3 separate regions of the Homo sapiens genome follow, and regions 2 and 3 are each linked to region 1. Evidence: chromatin loops called from intact Hi-C (ENCODE). Cell type or tissue: endothelial cell of umbilical vein. All regions are shown on one strand. Each heading gives the region's core, and the rest is flanking DNA. Links, peaks and the distances in the headings are about the cores only. Region 1 has its middle 39 kb from the start of SNRK. Region 2 has its middle 74 kb from the start of POMGNT2. Region 3 has its middle 87 kb from the start of POMGNT2.

Region 1 (6,550 bases), core at 616-5,615:
TACTTTTCCTTTACTAGTCCTTATTATTAACTTCTTCATCAGACAGCTGAGCAAAATAAAGATTTTAATATTTTTTTTAGAGATGGGTCTTGCTATGTTGCCCAGGTTGGTCTCAAACTCTTGGGCTCAAGCAATCCTCTTGCCTCAGCCTCCCAAGTAGCTGGGATTACAGGTGCACATCACCTCACCAGGCAGGTTCCAAGATATTTCTGATGGATGAGATATATACAGTAATTAGTATAAAGAGCATTGATCTTAAATATTCAGCTCAGTGAGTTTTTTGCAAGGGTGAAAATAGACAAAGACCACCCAAATGAAAATAAGAGGTTATTTATTCAGAACTTGCTATAGCAAGGGAATCAGCGTCATCACTTCTCATTGGCAGGGACTCAAAGGCAAGCAGGAGTGGGAAAACTTTATGGCAGAAAAATGGGAAGACTTCAGGTGTGCCCTGATTGGAGGCTGATAGCATGGGGGAAGCTGGAGGTGGGCTAACAACAAGGGGGGGGGGGCATCCTATGTGATTGTTAGGGCATCATATTTGTTTTTTTCTGTTTGGTTCTGAGTTGGAAAAGTAGGGCCCAAATGTAGGGAAGCTGGCAGTCATTGACCAAGTCCTGACCTGTGCCAATTGCTTCAGAGACTGTGATTTGGCTTTCTGGGCTTCTTATGTGAGTCTGAATTCTATTGTCATATATGGTCTGGTCATTGTTCATTTGCATATTTAGTCTCATATGTACATATTTGCATATTTAGTCATCTACACATATATACATATATTTGCATATTGAGTCATACATACATATATATATGTATGTATCACCATTACCCAGGGCAAAGTGAATCTTGACTTGTGTGTTTGAAATTATATCTTTGATGTTTTTGAGCACACATAGTACAGAAAAATGCTAGAGCCACTTTCTATGAACAGAAGGCTCCCATTGCATTTAGGGAGGTGATGGTTTAAAGTGTCAAGATAATTAATACAAGGAGTTATAACCAGGCAAAAGTGTTCCTCAGATATTCATGCAAGTTGCAACATTTTCTTCCTTATTTTTAAGTTGCTTTGATCTGAGGGAAAAAGAGAATGTGAAAAGCGCAGGATAAGAAGTGAGTGCTAGCAGGATCATGGAATCTGGGTAGCAGAGTACTGGCAAAGAGCAGGCCTGGAGGCGCTGTGTGGAGCTCAGGAAAGGGAGTGTTGTGTACTAGAGGGAGGAAAGGGAGGAGTAACTGATGAAGGAGTGTGGGGTGGGAGACTTCCAACAGACAGCCAAAGACTTGGCTGCCATCACACTTTGCTCCTTCAGACTGCCTCTCTCCTGCTCTCATAGAAATATAATTCTTAGCTAAGCACTTGGCTACCCAGAAAAAAAAAAGAGATTACATTTCCCAGCCTCCTCTACAGTTGGGTGTGATCAGATGACTATTTCCGAACCAATGGGATGTGAGTAGAAGTGATGTGTACAACTTCCAGGTTGTTCTCATACCAGATACAGGAGTGCCCTCTCCTTCTCCTTTCCTATCGGAATGTGGCCATGATGGTCATGAGTTATCTTGGACCATTTAGATGAGGGCAATGCCCTAGGCACAGAGGAGAAACAAGATTGAAGGAGTCTGGGTCCCTTCACCATAAAGCCATTATACTTCCCCAAGACTATTTATGTCCAGGTTGTTACCTGAGAGAGAAGCAACTTCCATCTTGTCTGAGTCATTGAAATTGTGAGTCTTCTTACACTATGTCACCTGTGTCTATGAGGTTTCCGTTCTCCATTCATCTGTTTATCTGCTCTGTTGTATGTAATAGAACTTGGTGCTCTGCTTCCCAACATTTTCCTTGGAATATGCCTGGAGACAAGTCTGCTGGTCTTATCCCCGAGGCATCTACAGGGAGTGGCCAAAGGGGAAAAGCAAAGCAATAAACAGTGAGTGGCATGTGTGTCTTTTGGCTCTGGCTCCATAGCATCCACTAGCAAGCTGTTACCACACTTGAACCTCAGACTTCCGCATGCTGGGAGCCAGTCTCCTCAGAGGCTTATAGTCCAAGAATGCCATGAGGCTGCTTGGGGGGGTTCATTGTCATTCTTTCTTGCACACAGCTTGACAGCTTTGAGGCTCAGGACAACATTTTTTGGTCCTGAATGGATGCATCTGTGCTAAGCATCATGGTTCTGCTCCAAGTCCTGTTTCTGCTCATCAGCTGTGTTGTTAATAATGTTGGTTTCTTTTTTTCTTTCTTTCTTTCTTTTTTTGTTTTGATCTCTCAGCAATTCACCCCCAGGACAATTCACTCCAGGACACCTGGTGAGCCCTAAGGAGACCTAGCTCTTAGCATGCTTAGCACTTGTAAAACAAGGACTACTGACTTTCCTTGCCTATTGCACAATTAAATTAACATTCATAAAACTTCCTGAGATGTTCCGGACACAAGCCATTACCTACAACATTTTGCTGTATTCCAGAGGGCCCTTTCTATTGCTAGCTGCTGGAGTTCCATAATTCCTTGCCCTGGTTTGTGCAGAGGGTGGCCAAACAGTGGTCTCTGTACTGTTTCCTCTGGCCTGATTAATTGTTGCCAGACTTGCTGTTCTCAAGGCTAGAAATCATGCCAGCTGAATCGGCTTTGTGTTCAGGACATTTGCCTTAAATGACACCAAATCCATTCTTGACCCTAATTATATAAAATATGCTTCAATAATTTCCCACTTGGTGAATTAAAATAATGCCAGTACTGCTGCTTGAACCTCTCCTCCTCACTATAACTTGATTAAGAAGCATTCAACGATCTTGAAACATGTCATAAATTTCTTCCCATGCTATTATTCTTGGGGTCCCCCAAAGAGCTGCCAGGAGCCAAGCCCAGTGCCAGGACTCTACTGAAAGGGACTGAGATGGATTGTGGGCTGAATTTTAAACTTAGGATATTTCCAGCAACAGACTCTGGGCTTCTTTTTGACGCCCTCCCCACCTTTCATGCACAAACATACACTATTTGGTTACTAATAATTCTTGTTCCTAACTTCTCCCCATATAACTCATTTCCACACATGCATTCTTTAATATCTGACATCTGTCAAAGTTTTGCCAAAAAGCTGCATTGGTGCTCCAGCATCTGAGTGGCCAGGGTTTTTTGTTTTTGACTGCATTCCAGATGGATGCTTCCGGCCTCATTGTTTACCATGAGACACACACAGCTCTTGCTTCCTCTCATTCTTCTTTGGGCACCAGGTTGCTCTGTGCTTCAGTGGCTACGGAAATCTCTCCTCTAAACACATCCTGTCAAACACAAAGACCCAAACCATCCAAAACTAGCAGCCTGACTTGGGGTTGTTATGCTTGTTTCTTACTGCCCAAGTGAATCAGATTTTACACATTCTAGCAGCATGTGTCCTGTTAACCAAGAGGGGAGGACATAATATTCTGTCATTAGGATAAAAATGTCCTGATTGTACTTCACATCTCTGATGGGATGCCACACCATCATACATGTCGAGTTCTTTAAGGTTTTCAAATGAGTGTCTCTAATGCTAGTCCAGTTGCTGAGATGAAAACTGGCTTGACAATGATCCTCCTTGATCAACACATTTGTTCCAGCTCTATTGCCAAAGCCTCATATTCATTTATCTTCTCTGCATAAGGCCAAGAGGTTCAACCTTCCCCTTTATCTCACTCTGGGATGAGGCTTGGGCAGCCAGTGAAGGGTATCTCCCCAGGAAGGTTTTGTTTCTTTGCTTCTTAAAAAGCACCAGAGGGTCTCTTCATCCAGGGAAGACTCAGGAACCCCTAAACTCGTCATTACACTCCAAGTACAGAAAGGGGCAAGAAATTTCTCTCTTTCAACAGGGTTCTTTTTATAGACTTCTACAGTGATGTGTCCTCTCCAAGTGAATTGGATTGGTCCTGGGTTTCAGACTAAATATCCATCATAAAATTTGCCTAGCCGTCCACCAGTTTACCCATAGCACACTGCACGTGCTCTCTAGGTAACCACGGCCAGAACCTCAGCTGCTGCCGCCTGGGGGTCATTCTCCACTGGGTCTCTTCTGAATAAATAGTGTTATCCCCCTGAGACCCACATCTTCCTGTTGCTCCCTCACAATGAATCCTCAATTCAGCATACAAATGTTGAATGCATACTCTATGCCAGATGAAGCAGGCAGAAAGTTCTTAACAATGTTTTAGTCTTGCATCTCTGAAAATTCCAGGACAGCTCTGGACTCCCTTTGTAGAAAAATACATGTGCTATACATATATATTCTTTTAGGCAATCTCCTGAGGCCAGCCCAACAACTCTAGGTTAACCCTCTGAATGCAAAGAAACTGCATAAGACTTAGACACATGTAGGGCTGAGATGTAGCTCTGTTGTTTACCAACAGTAGGACCTTGGAGAAATCCCCTCCAACTCTCTGAATCTCAGTTGCTTCAACTATAAAAAGGGACTCTGGTAGTACTTGCCTTAGCCTCCTGGCATTTAGTGAGGTTTTAGTGAGAGAATGGATCTAAAGGCAGATGATTGTTATTACACCTGAGCACTTACCACACATGTGAATTGACCAGGATTTCAAAATCTCACCTCTTGGAAAGGAGGGAGGTGAAGATTTGTGATTGCCTATGTTCTGCAGATGAAAATTCCAAGGTGGACTAAATGACAGGCTTTGACAAATTGAATCTAAATCTTATTATAACGCAGGGACAAGAAGGTGACCAAATATTAGGAACTATGGAGGTTTGCAGATCTAGTTCAGCCTCTGATTCCACCTTAGAGAGCTCCTCATCTGCCAACGTGCTGAAGACCTATTAATAGCTTGGCCCCATCCTGGAATCGTTTCTGTTGGTTGATGTCTCTCTGAGGATTGAGAGGCTCGCATGAGGAAATTGATTCAGGTGAAAGTTCAATACAGCTATGATTTATTTGGCCCAGAACTAATCAAGAGCGAAGTTTCTTGGGGGTATTAAAAGGGATCCCTTTCACCCGCAGTGCTTTAATAGCAGTTCTCCAGGGTTTTGGCCCCAACTTCCACTCTCCCAAGATGATTTTAGGTTGGGAGTTTTGGTGGCACCACAAGAAATATAACTGGTGCCCAATATCTGATCCTGCATTCTGTTGACAGACATTTTTGGTGAAGGATCCAAGCCTCAGCTTCCATTTGCCTTTGATGGTTTTGTTGACACTTGAACCTGGAGTGGGTGTTCCACCAGTAGGCGGGGAAGTAGGAAGACCTGAACTGTTTCTGTTCAAAATATGAACAGAACTGGACAAAATCTGTTCTCAAAAGGTTCCTAGAAGCTTTAAAAAACAACATTTGATTGTGTCTTCTTATAAAAGTAAAGCATGACAGCTTGTTGTACAAAAGGTACATCAGCAGTCCTTTGTGCCAAAAGTTTGAACATCACAAAAGTTTAGGAAGCCAGGGAGGGAGGAAGAAAGAAAGGAAGTAATGAAGGCCAAGAAAAAATCAAAACCAATGAAAAGTCAATGTCAGCAGTTCCCAAATGAGCAAAAGCCAGATCTGTAGCTAATGACCAGAGCAGGAACATGGTCTAGGAGCCACATATCCATTTATATGGGCCTGAGAATCCTCTTTACAGGACCATTTCATGGATATATTTGAGGACACTGATTGCTACCCCTCCTCTTAGTTAAGATTTTTCTGGGTGGAAACATATTGCATTAATCCTCATTTTTTATGAGAAAGGAAATAACATTGGGCTGTTTGAAGAGTCACTAAGGATACTGTCTAACATTAAACATTCAATTGTATAAAAATAGATAATACCAAGGAACACTTATAATGGGCTTTATAGCAAACCTCAGACTTGGGTAGACTTTCATTTTTTTGATCCTCACAACAGCTCTGTAAAGCAGATAAAACAGACAGCTTTTATTAATCTCATTACGGAATGAAACAAGGCTCTGCAGGGTGTCCAAGACTACAGTCTGTCCTGTGTCAGCTTTGTGGTTCTCTTCAAGCCATCAGACCACAGCAAGAGAGAAGGAAGAAGTTCTGTGCCAGTAGCTAAGGGGAAGAGGATGGGAGTTGGAGACATTCGCCCCTAGAAGGTCCTGAATCAAGGGTCAGAAACACCCTTCATACAATTCAGGGCTGCATTGGTCTTATGATCTGAGGGGCAAGTACAAAATGAGGCTGAGAAGGGATGGTTGAGATGGCAAGGAGGTCACTGGAGTGATCTTCAGAGATAACCAAGGAATGTGTGAAGCCCACATCCTGTTGTGGTAGGACTTTAGTGAAGGGCCCAAGACTCTGCTTCCATTTGCCTTTGATGGTTTGTCGATACTCAAATTGGGGCTGGTAATCTACTAATGGGTAGGGAGAACCTCAAATCCAGGTTTTTCTGGATTCTTTAGTCTAGTGCTTTCTCCACTTCAGTAAATGGTTTGCGTAGGAAACCAAAAATGTGTGTGCATCGTAACAACTCATTTCTGGCAGCAAAGTGAAAACCGTGAATCAGCTAGAATAAAGTCTTGTATGAAGAATATGATTGTAATCACACAGATGTGCCCAAAATGATGGAAAGGGGCCAGAAATG
Region 2 (6,550 bases), core at 1,062-6,061, 67 kb after region 1:
AAAACAACTGATGCTTATCATTGGCTCATGCTCGTTAGAACATTCTGGAAACACTTTAGGATAGAGGGAGAAAGGTCTTGCTGTTTCTGCTCTTTGAAACTGCAAATAAAGAAAGTTCTGCTTTTGGAATCTGACTTAGCCTTAAGATGGATATGTTTAACTTGTCAGCATGTTGACAATGATAATGCCTTTGTTAATGAATGCCTTTGTTAACGAATGTTCCACATTCATTGACTTATTTTTTTCACAACCCCCTGTAAAAAAGGGAAGCAAGGCATTATTATTCCCATTTGACAAGTAAGGAAAACCAGGGCCTAGACATGAGTGGCAAGAACATAAAGGACATGCCTATGGCTACTCCTCTCCCCTCATTCTCAAACCCTCAATGAGACCAGAGGCCCAGCCCAGTGACCTTCTGGCTCCTTCATCTTCTGGCTCCTTGATCTCCATAATGAAGATGATGATGTCAAAGGACCTCCCTGGCCAGTATCTTTAAAAGGGAAATGACGATCAGGCGGGGTGACTTATGCCTATAATCCCAGCACTTTGGGAGGATGAGGAAGGTGGATCACCTGAGGTCAGGAGTTTGAGACCAGCCTGGCCAATATATGAAACCCTGTCTCTACTAAAAATACAAAAATTAGCCAGGCGTGGTGGCACACGCCTGTAATCCCAGCTACTCCAGAGGCTGAGGCAGTAGAATTGCTTGAACCCAGGAGGCAGAGCTTGCAGTGAGCCGAGATCACACCACTGCCCTCCAGCCTGGGTGACAGAGTGAGACTCTGTCTCAAAAAAAAAAAAAGGGTAACCTTGGACTCTGAGAAATTCTTCCATGTTTTTCCTAATATGCATCTCATGAGCTGCCGCATTTCCTTCTCTCGCACAATTTCAGGGATTGCAAGCAGGTTTTGCACTCCAGTTGCCAGTGACTGAAGTAATATGCTGGGAATCTTAGGTCAAGTGTGTGTGCCTGTCTGTGGCTGTTAATGTTCCAGTGAGCCCCCGGAGCCAGCCCAGTGCCTTCCCAGGACAGGAGATGACCTTCTCTCCGGGGATGACCATGAAGCTCCTGGAGCATTGGGTGCAGGAACAGGGCAGGTATCAAGTACAGAGGCCCAGATTGTCGCTTTGCAAGCAGGCTGTGTTAGGCTCTAGCTGTCTCTCACTCATTCCCACAGTCTATATATTCCCTTTGTTTCCCCAATTTTCTTCTTTCTCCTTGCCTTTCTCCTCTTCCTTAACTTATCTGTCTCTCTGTCTCCTGTGCTTTCATGTCCTCTTTCCTCCTAGAAGCCCAGCCCCCTTGGTTTCCTCTTGTCCCTCTCAGGGACAAGAGTCTAAAAAGACAATATGTCCAGGCACAGTGGCTCAAGCCTGTAATCCTAGCAGTGTGGGAGGCAGAGGCAGGTGGATCGCCTGAGGTAAGGAGTTCGAGACCAGCCTGACCAATATGGTGAAACCCCATCTCTACTAAAAATACAAAAGTTAGCTGGGTGTGGTGATGTGCGCCTGTAGTCCCAGCCACTTGGGAGGCTGAGACAGGAGAATTGCTTGAACCTGGAAGGCAGAGGTTGCAGTGAGCAGAGATTGTGACACTGCACTCCAGGCTGGGTGACAAGGCGAGACTCCTTCTCAAAAAAAAAAAAAAAAATTAAAATTAAAAAATAAATAAATGAAAATAAAAAGAATATAACCCATAGGTTATTGTCCCTGGGTTTGTCCCTGATAGAAGCCCAGCCTTGGCCAGTGCCCTATCACATATTATCTATTATACGAGCAGCGCCATTGCTATCGCGAAGGGATCTGTCATAGAAAATGCAGAGACTTTGAACCCCAGACTCAAGGTTGAATCTTCCTCCGCCGTGTGGCTTGGAGCAACTTGTTTCACTTTAATGCGCTTCAGTGACCTCTCTATAAAATGCATAATCATCATCATTAGTTCCCGTAGAGAGTGCATGAGATGACAGGTGCAAGGACCAGCCCAGGGAGGTGCCTCGGTCACAGGGAGTGACTTTCCTAGGAGTCTCCTCACACGTGTCACTCTGCCTGGGGCCAGCTTTCCTGGGGGACAGGTGAAAAGCCAGGCCAAAAACACAGGAATGTTTCTGCTGGAATGTGTCCCTTCCTGCCCTCAAGATCCCATCTCCTCTTCTAGCTTTGTTCTCACTTTTCAGTTCCCTTAACGTGACATCTCTGGTCACTCCACACTGGGCCACCAACGGGAACTGTGAATGATAGAAAAGACCCATCCCGGGGAGTCATGAGTGAGCATGGTCCAGCTTCCCAGATCCTGCCCCCAAGGCTGCGGTTTAATCACCAAACCATCTGAGCAGGTGTTACACGTAATTCGGGCCAGGTGTGGTTTAGGGAGGAGGTGTGGAATGACTCAGATAATAGATTTTGAAGTCAGGGTTATGTGAGTACAAACCCTGACACGTGTCTCCAAACCCTGTGACCTTAGGCAAAGTTACTGATCCCCTCCGAGACTTGGTGCCCTAACTGTAAACTTTGGTGATGACCCCTTTCTTAAGGGATTATAGGAAGCATTAGAGGTCATCTGTGGAAACCCTCTGACACACAGAAGGTGTGCAATCAATCCTCCCTCCCCCATGTTCTCCACAGCCAGAACAAGGAAGAATCGCACATGCTTGCATGGTGCTCAGTGTGCCCCGAACTGTTCAAGCGCCTTGCCTGTATTGTCTCATTTTATCCCATCACAACCCCATAAGGTCACTTATGTTATTATCACACTCATCTTACAGATAAGAAAACAGAGGGATGGAGAAGTTAAGTAACTTATTCAAGGTCACCTAGCATGCCAGAGCTGGGAGTGACAGTGGCTGTAATTGGTGGGCATTTGAGCTCGACTTGCATGGGAAGCTTTGGTGGAGGGTTGGGGGATCCTACGCCCTAAAGGGCACACAGGGCTATAGAACTCCCACGACCCCCTTGCAGATGCTGCCCATGGGGTATGCAGAAGAGTCACATGAGCCCAACTATCTAAGGACTTTGTCTGCAGGGGCTGCTGGATTTGTGGCCACCAACTTCTGCTGGACCTGTCTTTTGCTGCATTTGCTCGGCCACAGTTTCTCAGGACGGTCCCCTTTTCTCTGGAGCTCTTTCCAGCAAGTTTATTAAAAAGAGGGACCAGGTGAGCAGAAACAGATTGGATGTCAGAGACCAGGAGACTTCTGGCCACAGAGCCTGAACCATTTACTCTGTTACCTGAGATTATTTTTTCAAATGTCAAAGGCCTAATTTAGGATGACCCAGATGTTCACCAGTGCTCCAATTAATAAAGAAAAATGTATTTAAAAAGCCAACTGCAGAAGCAAACACATTTTGCTTTCGCAATTCTGTTGGGCTGCACCCTGGCCTTGACCTTAAAATAGCTCAGTTTACGTGCTGACAGCATATACATACACAGTCAGGATTTCCTGTGTCTCCACCTCACCATTTCCTCTCTGCCTCGGAGCTGGTCCCCTTCATTCCTCTTCCTCTCCCTCCCCACAACTTGTTTAGGTCCGTGAATAAATGTATAGGAATGTTCTGAGAAGCAGGAACATTTAGACTCCAGCCAGACAGGAGTTCAAATTCCACCTCAACCATTTCCCAGCTATGCAAGCATGAGCAGTTCACCTCTCTGAGTGTCAGATTTTCACTGGAAATTGTGAGAATACATGAAAATGATTTATCCCAGAGCCTAGCACAAGGTAAAAGAGCAATAATTGGAAGAGACAGGGAAAAGCCTTTCACCAAAAGCTAAGTGTGAGTTGGAGGCAGGGTGCGGCCTAGGGGGCCCCTGGCTGGCTTTTGGAGGACCTGCATGCCATTTGTCTCCCTCCACGGCTTCTGCCCCAGACATGGATTCATCCTGCTCTCATTTCTGCCTCTGAGATGGGTGGGCCCCATCTCTCCACAGAGCCATCTGCGACTCCCTCCTACCGAAGTAAAATGGACTTTTCCTACGTGTCTGCCCAGGACTCAGCCAGACTGATGAACTGAGCTTGGGGAACATTTGAACAGATTGAGGTGATGTTTTTACCAAGGCCCAGGAGCGATGCTTCAGGCAGCTCCAGCTGTCCGCTCGGCCTGTATTTCCCAAATATTTTGGACCAGGAGTGCCAAAAGCAAGCCCCTGGTCCAAGACACTTGGGAAATATTGGCCATGAACTATTCTGGCCATTTAGGAAATACTGGCTGTAAACTATGCTTAACACCAAAGGAGGACCAATGGTAGCCACTTGGGCAACAGTAGACAGAACCATAGAGGAAGATCTTTGCCTTGAACTTGAAGTCACACTGCTCAGGTAACTGTTCTGCCAATCTGTGCATCTGTGACCTCTACCTTCCCATTGCAATCAGGAGCCAAGGTCCAAAGATCACGGTTAGACCCCACTCTGCTTGTGACTCATGCATGACACAGGGCAGGCCATTACCCTACCGTTCTGGATGAAGGCAATAATCGTGTTTGACCTCTCCCTGCCTCGTAATGCTGACTCGGAGGATTAATGAGGAAATGAGAGCTAAGCTTTGTGAATGCCAGCCTTGTTCTCACGCTGGCTCCTCTGATTATTCCACAAAGCCAATGAGAAATAGCAAAGGTCAAAATTCTCTGTGAGGTTGAATATTCATGTTGCAGGAGGCGCCTCTCCAGGTATGGTTCTGCGCTCATGATCTGTGTGTCTCTGGTGCCAGGCCCCAGGGGGCACACTTACAAAAGGTGTACGGGGTGACGGTGGTGGTGGCATGGGTGTGGCATCTCCAGGTGCAGGCCACATGCCTGGGGTGTTTCACATGGCAAGTCAGCCACAGAAATGGGTCTTGCTGGGCCTTTTGGAAGCTTCCAGTGGTGCACCTCACAGACTGAACAGCCCCTCTCAAGATGAGGGTTACCATAAGCAATGCCATCATCTGTCTCACTGAGATGCTGCTACTCAACATTGGCTCCTCTTGTTTTCCACAGTCAACCTTCATATGTAATTTAATTTTGCTCTCTCTTCTGGTCAGTTGACAAACCCCGCAACACCATCTCTAGGATGCCATGGCTGAGGCCAGAGCTCTAGGAGGGCAGGAGCAGGGAAGCAGATGGGACAGTCGGCTGTGGCCCTGCTTCATGCAGCCAGCTTGGAGGAGCTGCTTCCCTCGGTGCTGTGGATTTTTTGAGTTAAAATTGAGAGCTTCCGGCCGGGCGTGGTGGTTACAGCTGTAATCCCAGCACTTTGGGAGGCCGAGGTGGGTGGATCACGAGGTTAGGATTTCAAGACTAGCCTGTCCAAGATGGTGAAACCCCGTCTCTACTAAAAATACAAAAAATTAGCCAGGTGCGGTGGCAGGCACCTGTAATCCCAGCTACTCGGGAGGCTAAGGCAGGAGAATCACTTGAACTTGGAGGGCAGAGGCTGCAGTGAGCTAAGATCGCACCACTGCACTCCAGCCTGGGCGACAGAGTGAAAAAAAAAGAGAGAGAGCGAGAAAGAAGAAAGAAAGAAAGAAAGAAAGAAAGAAAGAAAGAAAGAAAGAAAGAAAGAAAGAAAGAAAGAAAGAAAGAAAAAGAAAATTGGGAGCTTCCTTGGTAAAAGGTCTGGACAGCATCAAACTGGTTACCTCCAAATCATCAGACTTAGGGGTAGAACAGATTATTTCCAATTTAAGTTCGTTTGATAAGTAGTCACTCACATGGTTCAAAAATCAAAATAATATAAATTAGATATGATGGGAAATCTTGCCCACCTCTACCCTGGTTCACCCAGTCCCTCTGCCATACCCCTATGGGAAGCTACTTTTATTAGCTTCTTATGCATTCTTCTAGTATTTCTTTATGCAGATTCAAATATGTATTTTCATGCTGCCACCACCGTTAAGCACACAAAAGTTAGCATATGGTATTCCCTGTGTATCTGTCAGAATCTGAATAGGAAGCAAACGGCATGCTCCAGCCGGATAACTGAGGAAGGTTTAACTGTTCACAAGGGTGTGTGGACTAGGTGTGCAGGAGGCAATGAGGAACAGGGCTGGCAAATGCAGGGGAGTCAGAGGGGGGGGGGTGCCAAGGAGTAAATACCCCCACCTCGCTCCCTTTCCACTCTCTGGGCCTTCCGCAGGGCCCCCATTGGCCAATCCCTACCAGAAGTCATAAGGCAAGGAGGCCTGGCAAGGAGGCCTGTGGATGCAGTCTTTACAAGTCAGCCTCCGGACACAGAGCATTATGGAGGCAGGTATGGACAGCTCAGGGGTCCCGTGGAGAATGCATAGCACACCCTCCAGGGACACTGCCTTTGATTACCTGACAGTGTATCCTGGAGATCTTTCCATATTACTCATGAGTTAGATTTTAACATTGCTCCTGTTCCACTTGATCACCTTCTGCCCAGCATTGCCAGTGCACTTCTCCCAGGACAGCTGCTGCGCACCACTGCAGAGGGTATTACACCATCCGGCCATCACATGGCCTAGGTCCCAGTGTCCACCAGCCTGCTGGAGTAATCCTTTCCTTCAAAAGCCAAACATAGATCTCCGGCCCCCTTGTACATCCCTGTCAGCAGGCCAG
Region 3 (6,550 bases), core at 929-5,928, 55 kb after region 1:
GTGATGTCATAGTTAATGGCAGATTGGAAAAAGAAGAGCCAATCCTTGCCAGGCACTCCAGTTGTCCAGCAGGTGACAGGTGGAGTCCCCAAGATGTCTCCTTTTTGGCTTCCACCTCCTTTGGGATGCTTCTTGTGCTGGGGAAATAAACATTCAATTGATATTGTTGCCTCCAAAGCCTTGGTACTGTGGCTGAATGATTGCGGTTGTCACGGCAGCAAGCAACATTTTCATTATCATCTGTGGCCTTTCCCCCTCCCCTGGGAATTGTTTGACATGATTCTGGTTTCATTCTAGTTCGGTGCCTTGTCTTTTGGGATGGCTGTCTCCTTCTTGCCTCCAACAGGGGAGAATTCCTGTTGGTTTGAAGGGATGGGATAACATAGGGAAAGGTGGGTGGGAGCAGGGTGAGAGGAGAGAGAAGAGACAAAATGTTGTGTGTGTACTGGGGGAGATTGGGATGTGGGGACAGGCTGTCAAGGGAAACAGAGGTGGGGAGGGTCATGCGGAGGGGCGGGCAGGCTCCTCAGGAAACTCCATGTTCATATGTGCAGACAGGTAACTACAAGGATCATGGCCCCTCTCAGCATCTCCCTGCACCAGGCTTGTTTGAGAGGCCTGTGTGGTGCCCTATGCCCTCCCCTAGAACGTCAGCTTCTGGTGAGCTTGGGCTGTTTTTGCTCCTCAGTCTCTGCCTCCCAGGCTACACCATGTGCCTCATAATCATAAGCAATTCAATGCAGAATGAATGCATGCACGGACAGACATTCAAACACTTCTTAAGAAGTTATTATTATTGGATAAGGCTTTGAGGGACTGATTGATGGGAATCAAAATCACTAGAGACAGATGGTCAAATTCACATGCCAGTTTGTGGATTTGTTCTGGGAAATGCAGCTTTGCAAACAGTGGGGGATATGAACTGGCTGGTCGGTGGGTTCTCTTCTTTGAGGGAATTTCCCCCCATTCTGGGGCATTCTGTGAGGCTGTCCCTCAGATGCACTGATTACTGTGGAAGTGAAGCTGGTGTCCTTGGCCAGGGTGGTTGGCCAGCCTCCCTGGTGCCTTCAGCTTCTGGGCACCCCCAGTCTGAGATGCTTCAGGCTCCTGGCCTGCAGGAGGAGGAATGAGACTTTGAGAAAGTGACTTCTTATCTGCTCAGGGCCACCCTTTTGCTCCTCTGCTTAGGATGTGTCTGCGTGTTTGAGAGCATGCATGCCTGTGTGTAAACACACCCAGAGACTTCCGGCTTCCTGCAAAGGACAGGGTACAAGTGACTGAATCAGTGGCTCTTCTACTCAGCAGAGCAAGTGTTCAGACCTCTTGGAGAGAGGAACAGGATGGCAGAACACTTGCTCCTGGGGTGCTGACCGGCACATGGGGACCACCGACCAGCCCCTACGCCTGCCTATGCCTGGGGAGCAAATACCACAGGGCAGCTGCAGGGCAAGTCACTTCCAAAAAGACAAAGTCCACTTCTTGAAACCTCTCTTCCTTCCTCACAACTTGGCTCCTCCTAGGTCTTGCTCAGGTTGCAAAACTGTGAGGGTGAGAGGAAAATTAGACCCTGGAAGAGCAGTCGTCTCCAGGAATGTGTGAGATGTACCCCTAAAGTTCTGGGAAGCTGGTGGTGTCAACACCTTCAGAATAGACAGGAAGGAGGGGAGGGAGGGACACAGGTCTCAAGCCCTTCGGGCCCCACTGAAGGGCAGCACCTCTGAGCTGGCAGACACCCTGACAGTGGCACAGTGGTTCTACTGCCCGGCAGGCAGGCCGGTGGCTGCAAACTGCTTCTGGAACTCAGATTTCTCAGCAGTTCCAGGGGCCACGAGAGGAGGCAGAGGATCCCAGGGCAGCCGCATTTTTGCCCATGTGTCATGCTGGGTTTATCAGCCAAGGGCCCCACAGAAGCAGAGGGTACATTCAAAGTGATGGAGTGAAGAATAATTTTGGAAAGTGACTTATCCAGGGGGTGGGTAGGGTGAAGGAAACCAACCTTGAGAACAGAGTTGGCCAGGGACTAGCAATGGCAGGAAGCAGTAACCACCCTGAAGAGACAAAGGAAGGGCCAGTGCTAAGGAGTCTAAGGAGGCCAGGCACGGTGGCTCACTCTTATAATTTCAGCACTTTGGGAGGCCGAGGCGGGCAGATCACCTGAGGTCAGGAGTTGGAGACCAGCCTGGCCATCATGGTGACACCCCATCTCTATTAAAAATACAAAAATTAGCATGACGTGGTGGCAGGCGCCTATATTCCCAGCTACCCAGGAGGCTGAGGTGGGAGAATCGCTTGAACCGGGGAGGCAGAGATTGCAGTGAGCTGAGATCATGCCACTGCACTCCAGCCTGGGTAACACAGTGAGTTCCTATCTCCCCCACCTCACCCCCTACAAAAAAAGGAGTCTAAGGAGCGTGGCTGCACATCTCACACTGTCAGAACCCCAGCCCTGCAGAGGCCATCAGCCCCAAGACCACCAGGGAACCAGCCAGCTGGGCGCTCAGCAGGTCAAAGAAGCAAACAGCAGAGCTCAGGAGCCAGGGACAAAGAGAGAGTAACCAGCACTTAGAGCATCCAGAGAGCAAAGGTGATGCTAAAAAAAGAAAAAAAAAAGCCAAATCTTGGACCCCCTCTATTCTACCCACAAAACCTGGGTTCAACTCATGACTCTGCCTCTTACTTGTCGGTCTTGACCAAGTTTCTGAACCTCCATGATCCTGCAATCTTCACTTCCATATGGGCATGATGATAACTTCCTTGGCTAATAAAGGAGCCATATAATGACCGTGATGGTGTTAGGTAGGCTGTAAAGGCTATGTTGTAGTTTCCCCCAGTATGGTCCCAGGGCTCCTTTTGGAGTAGGGCTGCTTACAGACCCTTCTTGCAGGCTCCTTTCGGTGGGTGGCGACAAGGAGAGAGTGAAATGAGAATGGTGAGGGGAGGATGCCTCTGGTCTTGCTTCCTGGGGATGCCCCATATGAAAAGCTGGACCTTGTGTTCCTTCTTTTATGGTCAGAGCTCTGTGTCACCTCATGCCCAAGCCCAGCCCTAGGAAGAGGAAAACCCTTACAGTGGAAAATCTTAGCTTATGTCTAGTGTTGGCAGATACCAGTCTAAGAGAACGAACAGGGAGCACACAAGGAAGCTGACCCATGCTGACCAAACTCACAGGAGACTGACAGATAAACCCCAATGCTACCTTAAACAAGTGTACTGAATTCTTCAAGTTCTTTGATGTCTGAAAATCTGCCCCGAGTGCAAAAAACATCAGAGGCTCTCTGTGACTAATCATGTGGCACTGTCTATAAAAGAAAAGAAAAAGGGTCCATTAAGTCTTTTCCCCAAGAAAGGCAGGAAATCAGGGAGGGAACAAGTTTGTTGTTCTTTGCCCTTAGTAACTCTGCTTTTAACTCAAGCAAAAACACTGGATTAGAGGAAAAGGATTTATATCCACAAAATATCCCCTGCTAGTGTCTCCACACCATTCTTCCAGCCTCTCTCCACCTTTGCCTCTCCCTGCTCCTTTCTCTTCTCGCCTTTCTTCTCTCTCTAGACTCTCTTAGAAGCTCGAAAATAGTACCCCACTCTTTATGGCAGAGTAGCTTCAACTTCAAGGCCCCATTTTCTTTCCCAAGCATTTATTAATACTAAGGTCTTTTTTTTTTCTTTTTTCCAAAAAAAGATAGTTCCCTTCCTAAGAGGAACTCCCATACCCCTAAGATAATAGAGTCATTGCATCATCTTTTCTAGACAAACCCTTACAGCAATTTTCCACCTCAGTTTCCCCTAAGCACCCCAAGGGTTTAGCTATTTGACCCACCCCAAATGCTACTCCTTTTAGGAAAGGTTGCTGACCCAACTCCTTGTTTCTTCCTGGCTGTCTTTGGAAACGTGTTTACCATGGAAGCAGGTGGTGTTGCAGTAGGAATGCAGACAGAAGAAAGTTGGCTATGAGATCCTGGACAAAGTATGTAACCCCTATAAGCCTCCTTGAGGAAGGGAATAAAAGGCAATGTACAAAGCTGTTGCAAGGACTGATGCATGTAAATATCCTCTGTCAGCTGCAAAGCTCCATGAAAGTGATGATTGTTTATGCAGGGGGCTGTGCTGGCCAGGATACCAAGCAAGGTGGCATCGATTGCCTGAGTCTTCACGTGTCTTCCTTTCTTGATGACAGCAGCCTTACTGATGCTCTGGTCCACACACTGGTGCTTCCTTCTCATGTGCAATCCAAGGCTATTCCAGTTGGTACATAAAGAACAACTCTGTGAATAGGGGACTAGTGCCCTGCCAGAGATAGAACATCTTAGGCTATGGAAATTTTCAGTTTTGGGAATTTAAAAGTGCCCCTATGCCTACACACAATCCTTGCCTCTGACAACCTTATAGTTTACAGCAGCAGTCCCCAACCTTTTGGCACCGGGGACCGGTCTCATGGAAGACAATTTTTCCATGGACTGGGGGTTTGGTGTGGTGGGGGATGGTTTTGGGATGAAACTGTTCCACCTCAGATCATCAGGCATTAGATTCTCATAAGGAGTGCATAACCTGGATCCCTCGCATGTGCAGTTCACCATAGGGTTCGTGCTCCTATGAGCATCTAATGCCACTGCCGATCTGACAGGAGGCGGAGCTCAGGCAGTAATGCTCACTGGCCCAACACTCACTTCCTGCTGTGTGGCCCGGTTCCTAGCAGGCCTTGGACTGCTCTCAGTCCGTGGCCCAGAGAATGGGGATCTCTGGTTTATAGCAGGCAGCAGTTTAAAAACCATTTCTCTACTTTGGCTTCATTACACACACAATATATTTATTGCATATTAATTAGAAACAATAGATGGATAGAAACAAAGGGAGAATCCATTGTAGCTCCTCACCCAGTGAAAACCACTGTGACATTTTAATGTTAATACAGCCATATTTTTTCTGTGTATTTGGTGTGAACTCCTTTATGACATTTTTGTGCATAGTAGTCATGCTTTTTTATTTTTCCACGTCAAATCAAAACTATCTCAGTCATCCGCTTTTTAGATTCATTCACTCACTCAACAGGTATTTATTGAGTGCTTATTTTGCGTCAGGCACTCTTCCAGCTGCAGAGAATACAGCAAGGAGAGTGAATAAAAAGTCCTTTCCTTGCCCAGCTGACATTTTATCTTAGTTGAGGGAGACAGACGATAAACAAACGAGTAAGAAATATAGCAAAACAGCTGGGGATAAGGGCAATAAAAATATCACAGCAGGGGAAGGGCTTTGGGAGTGTCAAGCAGGCTTCAGTTTAAGATGAGTGCTCAGCAAAAGCCTGAAAGCAATGGCCTGAAGGAGAGAAAGGATTGAACCATCTGGAGACGGAGGTAAGAGGGTTCCAGCAGAAGGGACAGCACATGCAAAAGCCCTGGCATGTCCTTGGAAGCACAGGGAGATCAGGGTGGCTGGAAGAGAGCGTGTCAGTGGTAGGAGGGAGTTGGAGATGAGATAGGAAGGTCACCAAGTCTGACTGTGTAGGGCCTTGAGGGGTGGTAGAAGGATTTGACTTTTCTCTGATCATGATAGGGAAGCATTGGAGGATTAGAGCAGAGCAGTAACATGACTTAACCCTAAGAATAAACTACAGGCAGGAAAAGGTAGGAACAGGGGGACCCGTTATGAGGCTATTGCAATAATCCAGGTGAGGGACAATGATTACTTGGACCAGGAGGACATTACAGGTGCGAGATGAGATGGAGTCTTGATATATTTGAAGGTAGAACTGACGGGATTTCCTAGTAGAAATATGAGACAGGGAAGAAAGGTCAGAGGTGACTCCAAGATTATCCTGAGGCAACCAGGGAATGGAGCTGCCATTTTCTGAGATGGGAAAGACTGTGGGAGTGTGGGGCTTGAGTAGACAGATTAGAAGTTGGTCTTAAAATTTTAAGTTTGAGATGATACATAGCCAAATTGGATGTCAAGAGGCAGTCTGGGGTTTGGGAAGAGGCTGAGGCTAGAGATACAAATCTGAGTTTTGAAACCAAAATATTGATATTTAAAGCCACAAGATTATTAAGGACGTGCATGTAGACAGAGAAAAGTTTCAAGGAGTGGGTCCTAGATTAAAAGGAAGAATGACCTCTTCTTCTTGGGGCAACCCCAGATCCCTGGGTGGCCCAGAAACTGACCCTGAGTTTGTACAAAAATGGTACAATTTCCATTCTTAAGTGGGAAGAGCTCTGACCCTTAATATTTGACTACAGCAAGCTTCTCTTGCCTTTAGTGACCACCTCACATCACAGATGAAAGATGAACATTTGTGGTCAGATAGATATGGCTGAGGAGTATTCCTTGATGACCTCACTCCTTGTACCTCCTGCTCAAGTTGCCCAAATTCCTCCAGTGCATGATGGTCAAGGGCACCCAAAGCTAGGATCTCAAGGTCACTATTCATAGTCCCATGCACGACCAACCCCACACAACTCCACCTGCTCTTGCAGTGCACAGTCAGAATCCTTTGGATGTCCAGTTCTCAGTTTCCTTCCCCTCACCATGGATAAGCCCCCAGGGATCAGTCAGCTTAGCT

Evidence for each region. Peaks named below come from ENCODE experiments on the same cell type or tissue, not always from the same donor. Only the 100,000 strongest peaks of a DNase experiment are listed, where the experiment ranks them.
Region 2: it touches region 1 in a loop (6-fold over the local background); 3 of 110 quality-filtered maps call a loop at or near these places.
Region 3: it touches region 1 in a loop (2.8-fold over the local background); 3 of 110 quality-filtered maps call a loop at or near these places.

Annotation. Positions count from the first base shown.
Region 1 is chr3:43,243,817-43,250,366 of GRCh38, reverse strand. No RefSeq gene overlaps it. Among named protein-coding and RNA genes, the nearest start is that of SNRK, 39 kb to the left of the region's middle. In endothelial cell of umbilical vein, for the core only: no CTCF peak of the experiment used is centred there; DNase peaks (open chromatin) are centred at 1,936, 2,606 and 3,236; H3K27ac peaks cover 4,142 bases.
Region 2 is chr3:43,177,124-43,183,673 of GRCh38, reverse strand. No RefSeq gene overlaps it. Among named protein-coding and RNA genes, the nearest start is that of POMGNT2, 74 kb to the right of the region's middle. RefSeq lists enhancers at 1,815-1,864, 3,497-3,556, 4,263-4,557, 4,323-4,617. In endothelial cell of umbilical vein, for the core only: no CTCF peak of the experiment used is centred there; DNase peaks (open chromatin) are centred at 3,463 and 4,473; H3K27ac peaks cover 3,292 bases.
Region 3 is chr3:43,189,424-43,195,973 of GRCh38, reverse strand. No RefSeq gene overlaps it. Among named protein-coding and RNA genes, the nearest start is that of POMGNT2, 87 kb to the right of the region's middle. In endothelial cell of umbilical vein, for the core only: no CTCF peak of the experiment used is centred there; DNase peaks (open chromatin) are centred at 3,113 and 5,063; H3K27ac peaks cover 4,416 bases.